Regions from separate parts of the Homo sapiens genome. Here region 2 is linked to region 1. The links are chromatin loops, found by intact Hi-C in ENCODE. Cell type or tissue: Caco-2. All regions are shown on one strand. Each heading gives the region's core, and the rest is flanking DNA. Links, peaks and the distances in the headings are about the cores only. Region 1 overlaps STON1-GTF2A1L (STON1-GTF2A1L readthrough). Region 2 overlaps STON1-GTF2A1L (STON1-GTF2A1L readthrough).

Region 1 (5,384 bases), core at 137-5,136:
TGTTATCAGGACTACTTTTAGCTGAGAAAGATTGTTGCAATTTAGAAGTCCCTCATGCTGTGGGAGAAGATGCTTTAATGACTGCTATTTAGAGACCTGGGGACTGGGGCCAAATTTAAAGGTCTTTTTCATTTATATTTGTAGCCTGTCTTTTCTTATTAAATCAATCACATTTTCCCGTATTGCATTCCACTTTCTTTTGGTAATTAGTTTATTACAAGCTCTTGATAGTTCGAGAAAGCATCCTTAAATTTTGGAGCAGGTTTTGATTCAAATACTTCAAGAAAATTAATCTTTTATGATAAATCCATATTGCTCATTATTAAAAATCTTCCCTTATTTAGCTATCTTGCAATTCAGGAAGTTCTTCTTTGCATCTCATTGAAATCACTAAACATTGTTTTGGTGTTTGGGACTATTCAAGGCTCTTCTTTTCTTCCCACCTTTTATTTAGCCTCTGAAGAGGAGAGAGGCTTAAGTGATAGGTGAAATTGAAGAGTATTTTATTACAAGAATGGGGCTCCCTCAGAGTCTAGGCATCTGGATTTCCCCACTGGAGTTTTAGATTCACCAGTCATGGGATCTGGACAACTAATATGAACTGTCTGTCACCCTCGTGACAATGAAACAAAGCCAGGTTTCTCTTCTGGCTCTCTCTGGTTCTCCTTCTTATCCAAAAGCCCAGGTCACACTGGATCTCTGCTCTGTCTACAGCTGGGGATAGCAGTGTGGGATTAGACTGCAACGTGTACTTGGGTTGGGTGAATATCACAGTTTTGGATGAAAATACTATTTAATAAAGACAATGATTCTTAGATAATAAGAGGCTGCAGTGGTCAAATTTGGTTCTGGGAGTTTCTTATGTTTTTTCAAAGTAGTTGATGCTACCGTATGCTTATGTGCCCTATAGACACCCTGGAGGTTTGGAAAAACAGAACACCTGAGTTTGGAATTGTTCAGTGTTAGAGTTAACAAAGGAGCTATGCCAGTTCCAGTAGCAGCTCTTATAGAAGGCCCCAGAGCAAGACTGATGACGTGAAGTACCAGAGAGATGTCCCTTCTCTCTGTTTTCCTTTTTTTGGGCAGTGATGGGAGGTGGGCTTTACATTCTCTGAGGAGTTTATGAAATTTAAAGAAAAAAGAGGGATGTCTGTTTTAGGGAGACGCAAATTTTTCTTTGTGAATAGGGATGACTTGATATGTGAAAAGATCCATAGTGATAAATTCATAGTTTTCAGGAATTTTGGTATTGCTGACAAGGCAATGATTGTGGCAGGCTACAGTGGTACTCAATTTCTAATGCTAACTGACAGACTTAGTTAGAATTAATGGGAAGTGGAAAATAATGATTTAGTTTATATGGCACAGTGTCTACCTTAAGGCAATACTTAAAAAGTTTTCATTTAATGAACAAATGAAAAAAATGAGATAAAGGAGATCAGAAACTCTTAACCCGTGATGAGAGTCAGACCAGAATTGCCACTCTCACTTTCACCTACTCTCTATTCACTTCAGAGATTCTGATTTACCCTTTTTAAAGTGTTATGACCTCCATCTCCCATACCCATTGTCAACCTTGAAAATCACTACAGAGGGGTGACGTTCTTCCCAGGTGTTTAGGACTGATAAAATGTTGGGAACCACTTACATGTATGTAAAAGCACCCAGCTCGGTGGCTGACAAGAAATGACAATTAAATTTAAATCAGAAGGCTGAAGAGGAACATGCAAATAGTGCCATGTATATGGTTAAACAAAATCTTTCCAACCTTTTCCTTGTTTTGATTTTCATCAGATGCCCATCTTCCCCTCCCCAATTGCTTAAAAAGGAAAATTTCTCACAAGTATTTTAATCGGGGAAGATTTATAAATGCTCCGGGCTCAATGTATCTCAGATTTTTGGTGTTCTGGATCAGTCTGTAAAGAGAGAGGGAAAAAAAAAGCTGCTGTTTAATAGATGTGTATTGTTTGAAATGTGTGAGATCATGGTCACCAGAAGTTGCTGGCTGAAAATGGCATCAGCAAAAGCAGGCGACCTTCATATGCTTGGGAGGACCCCTAGCGACTCTGGGGATGGAAATGGCTTGGTGAGAGCCAGTTCCCTATTTCCAGGAAGCACTGCTCTCAAGCTTCTAAAGAGGTGGGTATAAGGATCAGAGCAGGGAGTCTGTCTCTGCACCCTCCCACCCCTCTCCCCCACCACAGACAGCACCGACATCCAGGGCTCCTGGCCAAGCAGATTCTGCCCCACTGTGGACCCTGTACACTGAGGGTGATGAGAGACTCCTCTCAGGAGAGATGAGCAAATTACCTACTCTCCCTTGTAAGCAAACTCGTCCTCTTCATATTGGCCGGCAATCACATGAGCAGTTATACCGAGGGGCACCAGTCTGTGGAATGGCACAGGGCAAAAGCCAGAGGCTTGAATTTGGGGGATTTTATACTCATGCTGAAGATAATTTGCTGTGTCATGATGTCCAGCCTCCTAACTTCCCTGAGCTAGTGTCTCTTCTGTAAAATTTGTATAATAATATTACATAGTCTTCCTGCCTCACAGGTTAGTAGGTTTTAAGTAATAGAACAGGTAGAGATAATATGAGGCAGGGTTTGGCAAAGTATAAAAGTACAGCCATACACCACTGTGATGTTATTGCCCTCCCCGCCCAACTCCCTCATTCCCCTAATTACTGTGACTCTACAAAAAGTAGTCACCATTGCTAAGTCCTGTCTACTTTGTATTAAATAAAAGGCCAGTAAATGCCTTTGGGTTTCTTAATCCAGGTGACAGCCACCTGAGGAAATAATAATTACCTTGTTCTATAGAGAGAATGTAGTATATTGGTTAGGAGCATGGGCTCTGGAGTCAACTTGGTTTTTCATTCTGATTTTACTAATCGTATGACCTTAGATATATCACTTTAAGTTCTCTGTGTCTTGGTTTCCTTATAGTGTTGTTTTTGAGGAATAAATATATGTGTCTGGTTCACAGTAAGGCCTCAACCAGTGTTAACAATAGTTATAATAGTTGCTGAAATTAGGAAGTTGAATGATTTGTCTTCGGTCACACAGCTGAGAAGTAGCAGAACTTGGATGTGACCCAGTTTTTCTGACCCTCAGTTTAGTGCTTGTTCCACCACACTACAGTTACCCACCACTTGTGCCTGTTTCCATCTTCTCAGCCCTTTTGATTCTTCAGATGTGAGTGATATTTTGTTGTAATTATTTCTACAACAACTGAGTCAAACAATCATAGGCCATATAGAGCCTTATGTGGGTGGGATGGAAGGGACTTTTATCTCTAAAGGTCTTTTGGGCTGGGTGTGGTGGCGTGCATCTGTAGTCCCATCTACTTGGCAAGGAGGTGGGAGGATCACTTGAGCCCAGGAATTTGAGGTCGGTCTGGGCAACACAGTGAGACCCTGTATAAAAAAAAAAAGATTAAAAGAAATTTAATAAAAGAATTTTGGGGCCTGACCTTAGCCCAGTCATTCATTCATTTAACAAACATTTATTGGGCACCTACATGTGGCAAGCATCGTTCTATGTGCTGGGAATACAGCTGTGAACAAAGCAAAAAAAGCCTTCATGGAGCTAGCATGCTAGTCTTAGGACCTTCTTTGGGAATCCATAAACTTTCCCTGAGAGTGCTTTATGTTTCTTTCTGTTGATGAATGTTGCTTTGCATCACGGGAAGCTTTATTTATCATTAGCTGCCCTGGTGGTTCTCAATATAAGCTGTGTTTTAGCATTACCTGGGAAGTCTGTTAAAACTGCAGCTTTCCAGGTCTGGGATAGGACTGTCGTCTGTAATTGTAATGAGCCCAATGTGTGATTCTGCTTCTCAGCTAAGTCCAGACTATGTCTTTTGCACTTACTCATTATTTTGGATTTCTCTGTAATTGGTGAGTAGTCTCACTTCCCTGGCTACACTGTCATCTCATGGTGGACATTTATATTTTATCTCTTCTGTATTCCAACAGCATTTGGCCCTGTATTGGACACATGGTAGTTGCTCACGTACTTACCAATTAATTATTCTCTTCAGGTAATTATTCATTGGGTCATTTATAGGGGGACCCTGTGGTATAGTGGAAAATCTGGAGCTTTGAAGAAAGACAGTCTGGGATTGAACCCCAGTCCTGCCATGGTCTAAAGCAAGCTTGTCCAACCCACAGTCTGCATGCCACATGTGGCCCAGGATGGCTTTGAATGCGACCCAATAGAAGTTTGTAAACTTTCTTAAAACATTATGAGTTTTTTTTTTTTTTTAAACTCATCAGCTATTGTTAGTGTAAGTGTATTTTATGTGTGACCCAAGACAATTCTTTTTCCAGTGTGGCCTAGGGAAGCCAAAAGATTGGATACCCCTGGTCTGAAGTGTCACATCGGTCAAGTTTCTGTGCCTTTCCAAGCCTCCATTCCTTCCCCTGGACGAAAGGGATAATTACCCCCACTCTGCATGGTAGCTGTGAGGATTAAATGACACAACATAGAAGAAATGCCAAGCACAGAGCTCAAAAAATGTTTGATGCTAATACTTTTCCCCTTCCCTAACTTTTGAAACTCCAAAGTAGGTAAAGTTTGAGTGCTCTTCTGGAAACTCAGGTTTGCGCCTGAGTAAAAGCAGCAGTAGGGGGCCTGGTGTAGAAGTCACATGCATTGATTTCTAATTTCAGCTCTGGCACTAACTTGCGGTGTGATGTCAGGCAAATAGGTTAACCTCTTCAGGCCACAGATTCATCACTTGAAAACTGAATTGAACCAGTCTTTTCCTATCCTTTTTGTGATTTTTTGGGGAAATGATACTTTGGCAAGGGTTGTTTCTAAGAGTTAATTCCAAAACATCACAATAACAACAACAAAACCCAACAAACCCAACACACACATGCCTATCACACAGCTTTTACACTGTAGGTATTCAAGAAACATTCACTGAATGAGTGAATGTGCCAAAACAGCCCCCAATGAACCAATTTATGATCTCTAAGCTCTTTTCCAAATTTTCCCACTATCCCAAGTACTCCATACCCTCCATAGGCAAGAGCTACTTGGCAGGAGTTCATAATGTCAATTTTAATTTCTATCTTTGTGTTGTGATGTTTCAGAGTTTATACAGCTCCCAGGGAGAAGCAGTTGTCACCATAGCAACCTACAGGCCACTGCAGTGAGAAAAATTAGTGCCTGCCCAGACCTAGTAATTGCTGTAGTCTTTTCCTTTTGGATTCCTAGCAGTGGATGCTTGAATACAAATACCAAGTGGGCTCCAGCCAGTGAGGGTAATAGTGTACAGCAGTAAACTGTCTGTTAGCTGATGCTTACATTTCAGACAAATTGAGGAGGTTGTCAAAGGCATTAGCTTCTATCCTTTCCAGGGAATCAATCTGA
Region 2 (5,384 bases), core at 87-5,086, 100 kb before region 1:
GGGCATGGTGGCATGCACCTGTAATCGCACCTACTCAGGAGGCTGAGGCAGGAGAATTGCTTGAACCTGGGACGTGGAAATTGCAGTGAACTGAGTTCGTGCCACCGCACTCCAGCCTGGGCAACAGAGCATGACTCCATCTCAAGAATAAATAAATAAATAAATAAATAAATAAATAAATAAATAAAATGAAACTTTAACAATTGCTTTTATGTAGCCTAAACTCTACAGATCTGTAATTGAAGATGTAATTGAAGGAGTTCGGAATCTATTTGCTGAAGAAGGTATAGAGGAACAAGTTTTAAAAGACTTGAAGCAGGTTTGTAGCCGATACAACTTTTTCTTCCTGTCTTTTGTTGTTTTTTTCAGCATACAAAACTGATATAGTTCTGATCTCTCAAATTATAGTTTAGTACTTACCCATTCATTGTGCCATCAGGATGACGTTAGTTTTTAAGAAACTGAAAAAAAGAGAAGTATCATTATATGTGTATATATTTTTTTAAAGTAAACTTTTTTTTTCCCCTCTGCAGCTCTGGGAAACCAAGGTTTTGCAGTCTAAAGCAACAGAAGACTTCTTCAGAAATAGCATCCAATCACCTCTGTTTACTCTTCAGTTGCCGCACAGCTTGCACCAAACATTGCAATCGTCAACAGGTTGGATACCATTAGTAAATGAGTACTGTTAGTATCTTCAGAACAAATTCTCATTTGGGAATGTTTTTCAGTTAGACAGGGTAATGTTCTTAGGGTGAGAAGGCTTGGACACCTAAATCATTTCTATTAAATGAACACAGTATAAATCATTGCCCCATGTAATTATTGATTAAAAACTCAGGTTATTCGAACTAGTTTTTATTTTAAATATTAAATTTTACAAAGATGATAAAGCCTTTCTTTAGAGGAAAGTCACATAGTTTGTCAGCTGTTGGGAGCACCCATTGGTAATTTCAGATAATTTGACTGGGTCTAGTCAAGGATTAGAAGTGGCAGAGGGAAAGGTGAGTGCTTGCAAGTTTGTGTGTTCTCTTTCTCTTATTTTTTGTGTATATTATAAATCTGATATATTGGGAGCAAAATGGAGAGTTCAGAATATGGAGATTATTCAGGCTACCTCACTGTTTTGGATATATAAAATAATGGCTAGAAATTGATCATGTGCATTTATCTTTATTCTTGGACTTAGCAAATCTAGACTTCTGCTTTTAAGGGAAATGTTTGTCCACATTATGCGTATCAATTTAAACTGGAAGGGACTAGCTAATAAAAGATAAAACTTAAGAGTTTTCTATCCTTGTATGCTTGATTCCTTTCTTTTTCTTCTGATTCTTATAATCTTTATGTTACTCATATGTGTATATATAAATGTATACTCGCATACAAACAAGTTTTATTGGGTTTAGCTGAAATTCAGCAGAGTAGTCTGCAAGAAGTGAGGGTAGATTTTGGATTGGATTATCAGTAATAAGCAGATAGTTCTTTGCATGCTTGGGAAAATTCACATGAAAATTACATGGGCCAAGGTGAAGAGAACATTGTAAGGATGCTTGTACTTCTTCTATTACAAAGTGGGAGAATTTACATGTGGCAGCAATTCTAACATATAAAAATGAATAAATTAACAATGAATGTTGAATTAGCAAATACAAGTTTTATCGAATACTGTGTTAATAAAGTATAATTTTGCTCTGTAAGAATTAGTCTTGGCAGTTTTAATTGTTGACACATTGAAACATTTTTCATCAGTTGGGTTTTTGGCTATGCTTTAATTTTAAACTACTATTTCATTGGGACATCTCCTTCTCTGTTTAAATAACATTCCTTTGGAGTTTTGTTAATCACTGTTTTATTTATTACAGAATGCTAAAGATGTTTTTTTAACTTATGGTTGGCATGAGGGTGTGGTGGGTATGGAAGAGGAAAATACTTGACTGTCTTTTATCAGAAGAGGCCGAGGTGGGTGGATCACCTGAGGTCAGGAGTTCTAGACCAGCCTGGCCAACATGGCGAAACCCTGTCTCTACTTAAAAACAAAAACAAAAGCACAAAAATTAGCCAGGCGTGGTGGCTCATGCCTGTAATCCTAGCTACTTGGGAGGCTGAGGCAGGATAATCACTTGAACTTGGGAGGCAGAGGTTGTAGTGAGCTGAGATCGCGCCACTGCATTCCAGCCTGGGCGACACAGTGAGACTCCATCTTAAAAAAAAAAAAAAAAAGCATGGTGAACACTTCTAAGATTCTGTCATTCAAAATTGCAATACTAGATTTTGCCGCAAGATGGTAATATTACCAGTGATTTAAATAACAAAAGTCTTGCAACTAGTGTATCAAGTTTGTTTTTACTCAGCTCCTTATTCTGTATCTTAGCAGTTAGAATAATAGAAATAATTACATTTTAAATAGTTTTTCTCCTTATTCTCTTCTACATCATTTATAATGAAGAGGTTTCAGAGGAATTACATGTATCCCTTAAAAGTGCTTTATAGGCTTGTTCCTGTCTCTCTTCATCTTTAGGTACCAAACAGTAAGATTCTTGAAATAAATAGTCTCATAAAATTGAAGTACTTCTTAATTATATCTTCTCATGGTATGCTTTTAAAAGCCTGATTAAAATAACTTAAACTTCTAGAATTTTTTTATCTCTTTTGATAGCAAGTTCAAATTAAATCTACAATTCAATAAGTCATTTGCCTTTGTCTGTACCATCTTAAAACTTGTTTGCTCAGTCAAAATCACAATGAGATACCGTCTCACACTAGTCAGAATGGCTATTATTAAAAAACTGAAAAACAGATGTTGGTGAAGCTGCAGAAAAAAGGGACCACTTATGCACTGTTGGTGGGAATGTAAATTTGTTCAGCCACTGGAAAGCAGTTTGCAGATTTCTCAACTTAGAGCTACAATTCAACTCATCAGTTCTATTACTAGGCATTTACCCGAAAGAAAATAAGTTGTTCTAACAAAAAGACACCCACACTTGTATGTTTATTGCAGTACTACTCACATTAGCAAAGACATGGAATCAACTCAACCCATACATGGTGGATTGGATAAAGAAAATGTGGTACATATATACCATGGAATACTATGCAACCTTAAAAAAGAGAGAAAGAAATGTCCTTTGCAGCAACATGGGTGTTGCTGGGGCCATTATCCTAAGTGAATTAACACAGGAACAGAAAACCATATATTGCATGTTCTCACTTATAAATGGGAGTTAAACATTGGGTACATACAGACAGAAAGGTGCGAACACTGGGTACTCCAAAAGGAGAGAAGGAGAGAAGGGGGCAAGGGTTGAAAAACTACCCGTCAGGTACTATGTTCACTATTTGGGTGACAGGATCAATAGAAGCTTAAACCTCAGCATCATGTGATATACCCACGTAGCAAACCTGTACACATACCCCCTGAATCTAAACCCAGAAACTTGTTTGCTCTATCATATGTTCTTCGTTTTTTATTTGTGTAGTAATTTCCTGTATCTTCAGTTCTCTACTTTGTTTGGTCTCAGGACCCCTTTAAGCTCATAAAAATTAAGGACCCCAAATAGCTTTTAAAATGTGGGTTGTAAGTATCTATTTACTATGTTGGAAATTAAAACAAAAATTTAAAAAATATTGGTTTATTTAAAAATTTAATTACATGTTAACATAATAGCATATATTTATGAGTAATAATTCTTCGAGAACAAAAATATTTAGTAAGAAGAGTGTCATCAATTAATGTCGGCTTAATGAGGTTTGCAGAAATGAGCTGGATTCTTATCTATTTCTATTTATTTACATTTTATTGTATGTAAGGTGTTCACCATAGTGCTTTGATATAGATAGATAGATAGATAGATAGATAGTGAAGAGGTTGGTATAGTCTAGCAAATTAACATATCTGTCATCTCACATAGGTGCTCATTTTAGGTACTTTTAGTATGCCTTAAGTCTTCTCTTTTAGCAAAAATCCCAAGTGCAGCACAACATTATTAAGTATAGCCCTCATGTTATCTATTAGATATTTAGACTTATTGATCCTATGTATCTGTGACTTTGGATCCTTTCACCTACATCTTCTTATTTTCTCCCTTCCTGCCTCTGGTAACTGCTATTTTATTCTCTATGTCTGTATTTGTGGTTTTTTTTTTTTAACATATAAATGAGATCATGCAATACTTTTCTTTTTGTGTCTGGCTTATTTCACTTAGTATAATGTCCTTCAGTTTCATCTATGTTGTGACAAATGGCAGACTCTCCCTCTTTTAAAAAGCTGAATCATATTCCTCTGTGTGTGTGTGTATACAGACATACCACAATTTCTTTATCCATTTGTCCATTTGCAGACACTTCGGTTGTTTACAAATCTTGGCTATCGTGAGTAATATTGCAATGAACTTGGAAGTGTAGATATTTTTATGAGGTAGTAGTTTAATTTCCTTTGGGTATATATCCATAAGAAGGATTGCTGAATCACGTGGTAATTCTATTTTTAATTTATTTAGGAATCTCTGCACAGTTTTATACAATGGCTGACCATTCTGCATTCCCACCAACAGAGTACAGGGGTTTCCTTTCCTCTGTACTCTCACCAACACTTGTCGTCTCTTTTCTTTTTGGTAATAGCCATCCTAACAGGTGTGAGTTGATATCTTAATGCAGTTTTGACTTATATTCCTCTGATGAATAGTGATGTTGAGCACCTTTTTGTATACCTGTTAGCTGTTTTTATGTTGTCTTTGGAAAAAGATCTATTCAAGTCCTTTGCCAATTTTTGAAAAGGTTATTTGTTTTTCTGTTATTGAGTTGTGTAAATCTTTTAATATATTTTGGATATTAAGCCCTTTATCAGATATATGGTTTGCAAATATTTTCTCCGTATCTGTTGGCTGCTGTTTTATTTTGTTATTTGTTTTCTTTGCTGTGCAGGAGCTTTTTAATTTGATGTCTGTATTTATTTTATTTTATTTTATTTTTTTGAGGGAGGGTCTTGCTCTGTCATCCATGCTGGAGTACAGTGGAGCAATCATAGGTCACTGTAGCCTTGACTTTCCAGGGTCAATTGATCCTCTCACCTCGACTTCATGAGTAACTGGGACTACAGGCATACTCTATCATGCCTGGCTAATTTTCACATTTTTTGTAGAGACCAGGTTTTGCTGTGTCGTCCAGGCTGGTCTTGAACTCTTGGAATGAAGCAATCCTCCTGCCTCGGCCTCCCAAAGTGCTGGGATTACAGATGTGAGCGACTGTGCCTGGCTTATTTATTTTCGCTTTTGTAGCCCGAGCTTTTGGTGTGATATCCAAAAAATCATTGCCAAGGCCATTGTCAAACAGGTTTTCCTCTGTGTTTTTGTCTTGGAGTTTTATGGTTTAAGGTCTTATGGTTAGGTCTT

What was found. Peaks named below come from ENCODE experiments on the same cell type or tissue, not always from the same donor. Only the 100,000 strongest peaks of a DNase experiment are listed, where the experiment ranks them.
Region 2: a loop joins it to region 1, with 19 times the contacts of the local background. A loop is called at or near these places in 3 of 110 quality-filtered maps.

Annotation. Positions count from the first base shown.
Region 1 is chr2:48,723,835-48,729,218 of GRCh38, forward strand. The region is part of intron 10 of STON1-GTF2A1L (STON1-GTF2A1L readthrough); the gene reads left to right. LHCGR (luteinizing hormone/choriogonadotropin receptor) reads right to left here. Exons shown (of 11, transcript NM_000233.4): 3 at 5,319-5,384; 4 at 1,842-1,916. Among named protein-coding and RNA genes, the nearest start is that of LHCGR, 29 kb to the right of the region's middle. In Caco-2, for the core only: no CTCF peak of the experiment used is centred there; a DNase peak (open chromatin) is centred at 2,067.
Region 2 is chr2:48,620,634-48,626,017 of GRCh38, forward strand. It overlaps STON1-GTF2A1L (STON1-GTF2A1L readthrough), which reads left to right. Exons shown (of 11, transcript NM_001198593.2): 4 at 218-319; 5 at 534-657. GTF2A1L (general transcription factor IIA subunit 1 like) reads left to right here. Exons shown (of 9, transcript NM_006872.5): 2 at 218-319; 3 at 534-657. Among named protein-coding and RNA genes, the nearest start is that of GTF2A1L, 5.5 kb to the left of the region's middle. In Caco-2, for the core only: a CTCF peak has its summit at 2,289 (motif pointing right); no DNase peak of the experiment used is centred there.